Regions from separate parts of the Homo sapiens genome. Here region 1 is linked to region 2. Evidence: chromatin contacts called from ENCODE Hi-C data. All regions are on one chromosome and are shown on one strand. The core of a region is the stretch at or near the end of the contact, and the rest is flanking DNA. Distances in the headings are between cores, read along the strand shown. Region 1 holds the start of PER2 (period circadian regulator 2). Region 2 holds the start of COPS8-DT (COPS8 divergent transcript).

Evidence for each region. Hi-C counts contacts between places; a loop is a spot of excess contacts on that map. Pooled maps may share reads with other maps.
Region 1: a map of naive thymus-derived CD4-positive, alpha-beta T cell shows a loop between it and region 2 (28-fold over the local background). The contact joins the promoter of PER2 here to the promoter of COPS8-DT in region 2. A Hi-C loop is called at or near these places in 3 of 168 maps with a recorded cell type or tissue (CD4-positive, alpha-beta memory T cell and naive thymus-derived CD4-positive, alpha-beta T cell), 2 of 37 single-sample maps with no recorded cell type and 8 of 50 pooled maps.

What each region holds. Positions count from the first base shown.
Region 1 is chr2:238,287,290-238,289,989 of GRCh38, forward strand. It overlaps PER2 (period circadian regulator 2), which reads right to left and starts at 1,321. Exons shown (of 23, transcript NM_022817.3): 1 at 1,060-1,321. LOC112268433 (a long non-coding RNA gene) reads left to right here and starts at 580. Exons shown (of 3, transcript XR_002959458.2): 1 at 580-608. RefSeq lists enhancers at 259-781, 866-1,760 and silencers at 1,309-1,458, 1,799-2,068.
Region 2 is chr2:237,084,371-237,087,070 of GRCh38, forward strand. It overlaps COPS8-DT (COPS8 divergent transcript), which reads right to left and starts at 1,451. Exons shown (of 3, transcript NR_187934.1): 1 at 1-1,451. COPS8 (COP9 signalosome subunit 8) reads left to right here and starts at 1,519. Exons shown (of 8, transcript NM_006710.5): 1 at 1,519-1,672. The coding sequence starts at 1,595. RefSeq lists enhancers at 565-1,459, 1,100-1,649, 1,460-2,354.

The sequences.
Region 1 (2,700 bases), core at 71-2,570, 1.2 Mb after region 2:
TTCATTATAGTCATATAGCACACAAAAATCAATTCACCTTGTATTTTAAAACTCAATTTCCAAATAAAGCCTTCAGGTAGAGTCCTGTTTTCTTCTCAGGCACACCCAGCCTGGGACCAGAAGCCCCAGGTGGGGGTAGAGGGTGGGCCAAGAAGTCTAGCAGTCCTGCTGTGCCATATACAGGTGAGAGGCGTCCATGTGGGGCTTTAGCCACCGTGTGGGGTTCTTAACACATTTCCCGGACTTAAGGCCCTTCCTCCCAAATTCCAGCCCACCCAGGATTCAGCACGCAAGTGGAGGCCATCACTGAACCTCTGAAGCTCATCCTGCCCCAGGACGATGGGAAGATCCTGCAGACAGCCTGGGCCTGGGCCTCAGTTTGCTCATCTGTCAGGCTGAGGGGTTACTCTGGGTGATTTTCAGGGTGCCTTCTGGCTCTGTTGTTCTGTATGAATCAGCTTTCCAAACGGGTTCCTTCTGTGTAGGTTACAGAAACCCTGGCAACCAACTCGTCATCCCTTACCCTGGCCTTCCTGAAGGGGGAAGCAGGCCACCTCCCACCCCCTGGTCTATGTCTGGGACTTGGCAGCCAAAGTACATCCCAGAAGGTAGGCGCGACTGCTGCACCAAAGAGTGGACACCCCCATTCCCTTCTATCCAGTCCGGGGAAAGGGAATTAATACAGGGTGGTCCAGGGGAGGCAAAGGGGCGAACATTAGAGGGTCTCCCCGCCCTCAGGTTCCCAGGCCTGGCTTGGCACCGGGACTTCCTTGTCCCTCTGATCACCCATTCCAGGAGACCCGTGGGTGTCCAGGAAAAGCTCCTAGATCAGCGCCCCTCCATGGCCCTTCCCCAGCCCAGGACTTAGCCCTGTGGCCTCAGAAGAGGCAGTCAGCTCCCCGAGGGTCCTCCAGATCCCAGGGCCGGCTGCGCTGACCCTTGGTTTCCTTGGCCTTCCCCATGCGAGGGGAGGGAGGGTTCCCAAAAGAGAATCGCCCACGGAACCGCAGCCCGCGCGCAGTCACTCGGTAGCTCGGTGCCCTACACACGCTGCCTCACCTTTCGGACCTCAGGCTCCTGAGCTGCGAAGCGGGGGTTCGAGTCCCCAACCCTCGGTGTCACCGCAGTTCAAACGAGCGCACCCTGCGCGCGGCTCGACCACTCTCCACCTGGGACAGGGCCAAGGGCACACGCCCCCACGCCGGCGCCGTTTCAAGCCGAGGAGTCCAGCAGCCCAAGGAACTTCCGGCGGCGCCTCCGCTGCCCGAGCCGGCGCTGGGACCCCGACCTGCCCGAGGCCCGCGCGCCGGCGGCGGTTACGTAAGCCGCAGCGGGGCCGCGCCGCGCCACTTACCGCCGGCCGCGCCCGCGTCAGCCCGTCCGCCGGTCCCTCCGCCGACTCGCGGCTCTGTCCGCCCGGCCCCGCGCCCGCCGCCGCCGCCCACAGCTGCACGTATCCCCTCAGCGCCGCCGCCTCCGCCGCGGCCGAGTCGCCGCTGTCACATAGTGGAAAACGTGACCGCGCGCGCCGCGCCCGCCCCCGGCCTCCGCCATTGGCCGCGACTCCGTCTCATCTGCATACATGAGGGGCGGGGCCTACGAACGCCGCGCGCCCATTGGTGGCCGCGCCCGTCGCTCTTTTTACATAAGACGCACATGGAACTCCATGTTCACCTCGTCGGTTCCTCAATGGAGACGCGGCGCGTTCGTGCTACCCGTCGTCCTCCCTAGTGGTCTCATCCACTTCCGGCGTCGGCGCCTTCCATTCACTACGCCCTCAAGCCCGCCAGCTCGGGGAGCGCGGAGTGGCGCGTACCATTGCGGGCGGGGGAGCTGGGCGCGGGGCTCCTGCGCACCTCCGGCCGGCCTGGCAGACCCGGCGCGCCGAAGCCGGACGAGGGAGACCTCCACCTCCGGCCACCGGCCAGAGGCGCGCCCCCAGCGGCCAGGGCCGCGGGAAAGTCCGCGCGGCATGCTTCATTCACGCATTCACATTCATTCATTTACTCATTCACTCACTCATTCATCGCGGGGCCCCGGAGCAGCCCAGGAGAAGGTGGCAGCACCGCCCTGCAGCAGCTCCGGGGGCACGCCCACCCGGGCCTCTGAGGTGCCTGTGGTCGACACTTGTCCCGGCAGCTACCAAGTGACCTTTCTTATTTTTGAGACCACGTGTTGCAATTTTTGGTTCAGGAAATAGAGTCATTGTTACTCTGGGGAGGTACAAAAGAAAGAAATGATGTTGTCCCTGCCCCCAAGCGCATCACTAGGGAGAAAGGACTATCTCATAAAAAGGAAACTTAATCAAATGCTAAATTGGGCGATGTGGGCTATAAATTAACCAGAGCTATCCCCACAGGCTCCGTGAGAAAGGCAGCACTTCCAAGGCGGGTAAGATGGGCCCTGAGAAAGGGACGCCTTACAACGGTGCAAGCCGTAGAGACGCAGGAGCCAGGGGTAGGAGGTTGTCCTGGGAGACAGCGCGGGACCCTGCATCACCTTGTTTCGGTAAGCATTGTGTGGGGCATGTGGAGCCTCTAAACTTCCATTTAAAGTGTCAGGAGAAAGAGTACAATTTCCCCGGGTCTGGGTAGAAGCCTGAGACTTACAGGACAGGAAGGAGCTTTCAGGCTCCCACGCAGCAGGCTCTGAATGTGTAGGCTCTCATGGGGAAGGCGAGACTGTCCAAGAAGCTGGAGC
Region 2 (2,700 bases), core at 201-2,700:
CCATCTAGATTAACAGTGGGTCGAACTTTCCCAGCCCACTGACTCAAATGTTAATCTCCTTTGGCAACACCCTCACAGACACACCCAGGATCAATACTTTGCATCCTTCAATCCAATCAAGTTGACAGTCAGTATTAACCATCACTCATATCATATATTTTCTTATTCATGCACTTCTTTATATTAGACACCTGATCATGCCAAAAGGCCAGTCCATAGTTCTTTTGCTTTTCAGTCCTTCCTTACGCATCGGTGAGTCCCAGGTCGAGAGTAGAGGTAGAATTCGTGCACGTAAAGTGCGATGAAAACGGGCAAGTTCACTTTGTGCAGCATCTGTTTTTACCAGCGTGGTTCTGGTAAAAACAAAATCTATATGCATGTATAAGCTATGAAGTACAAATTGCATAATTTCTGTGATTCCACATATGAGATCAGTGCACTTATATTAGTATTTAAAACTGGCATTGCACAACGTAAAGATGGATGGTGAACTTCATGCTAACAATTTAAATCTAAATTTTTCTTGGAATGATATTAAATAACACATAAAAACACTATGAAAAGAGAGAAACTGAGAGGAAAGAGAAAGTTTTATATTTTATGACCTCAGAGGCACTTTCTTTCTGTTTTTTGAACAAGGAAGCTCCGCACTTTTCTCTGAGCTCCACAAATTATGCAGCCAGCCTTGCAGCAGGCAACACATCAAAGCCTCTTTCCTGGGGGTCTAGTGAGGGATGTAAAACACAAATATGTTAATAATATACAATATAATGTCACTAACAGTAAGTGCTGTGCTAAACAAAAGCCAGGATGGCTACAGCAAGCCGGAGGGGAGCTGAGAATTAGATGTAAATTCTGAGGGATGGGAAGGGCCCTAGATTTTAGGGCGTTGTGCAGAAGAGTAACCAGATCTGCTCTACGTTTCAGGAAAGGAAAAAAAAATTCCCTCTGGCTGCGGTTCCGAGAATAGCCTGGAAGGAGGCAGGGGTCCCGGCTGGAGAAGCGTGGCTCCGGGGTGGGGCGTGCAGGGCTAGCCCGGGCGGGGGACGCTGCCCAACAAGCAGGTTTGCGGAGACTCACACCTTAGATTCTGAGTTTTTAAGCTTGTTTCCTCAGAGCAGGGAACTCACGAACGTTTCGTGAGCACCTACGGTATGCAGGGTACGGTGCGGAGCCCTAGCGTCACTGACGACCGGGACAGCCGAGCAGCTGCAGGATCCGTCGTGTTCCCCAGCAATTTTAATATTTAAAAATTCGTTACTGTTGCTGTTACTTGTTTTCTATGTATTGGATGTCTTCGTGAAGAACCCTCAAAAGTGCAACGAACTCCTCCCTGCCAGAGGGCGGCCGCGCGCTCTGAGTACAGCTTCCCGCGGAGCCGGCCAGGTCCTCCAGGGCACCGAGAAAGCCGGCCAGAACGGCGGCGCCCTATCCCGGCCGCAGCGATGTCTGACGGCGCCCCGGAACTGACGGTCTGGTACGCAGGGGCGCTCGGCGGCAACGGCGGCTTTAAACGTCATCGCGGGCGCGACGCCTGAGGGACAGTCTGGGGTTTGGCTGTCCGGACGGTGCAGCGGCGAGGCCGGCCGCGAAGATGCCAGTGGCGGTGATGGCGGAAAGCGCCTTTAGTTTCAAAAAGTTGCTGGATCAGTGCGAGAACCAGGAGCTCGAGGTAACCCTTTGCGTCGCGCTGGGAGAAACTGCGGAGTAGTCTTAGGCCCTGGGGCGGCACCAGTTTCCAGGGTAACGGGGTCTGAGGCTAGCGGGCTTTGGGAGCTCACGGGGCGGGCGTGGGAGGTGGACGTGTGGATCCCTGACCGCCGCAACCTGCTCCGACCGGGCCCGGTCTCCCCGAACTCGCCGGGACCTTTTTGTTATGTGTCTTCAGCTTGTGAGCCCGAAAACCCTGTGCGTCTTTGCTCCAGCACCTACCGATGAGCTCATATTAATTAGGCATCTTTCCTTCCCAGTATCGGGTTGGGAGAGGGTAGTAAAGTGGGTTTTATTAAAGATCTTGGTATACACACACACACTAACACACACACCGCAACTCACACGCACACCAAGAAAAATGTGACCATTGTAACCTTTTTTTAACTCACAAAGCCTTTCTCGTAATGTTGTCAAGTTAGCTTGCCATTTTGTCTTCAGTAAGACAGATGAAAGTTATGCAGCTGTTAAAGTTAATGTTTTTCTTAGACACTTAAAAAGGGTTTATATCATTAGTTTTAAAATTAAATAAAGGAGACAACATCCAGAAGCAGCAGCTCACTAATAGATAATAGATACTTTCCAGTTGAGTTAAAATGGAAAGAATTGTCTTTGCAACGCAGCTGTGGTGATTTTCTGTCTCTTATTCAGGACGCTTGATGTAATGGGCAGAATCAGAATGCTTCAGGAATCTGTCGAATTTGTTTCTTATAATAGTAAGATCATTTAAATGGGAATTTGAGAACTGGGGAAGGGGATCCACTTACATATTCTTGAATGTATAAAGAAACTGAAGCCCAAAGGGAGATAAATCAAAGCTGATGACGAATATAAACTTAATACTCAGAATTTTCGTGTTTGATACTTCTCTAAGCTGTTTCTAAATCTATAATAGGACTATAAGATTACTTATAGTCTTAGACTAAAAAGGCTTACTTTTAAAATTAGCATTTATAAAATATTATTTTAAAAATGAAAGTTAAAGGGTAA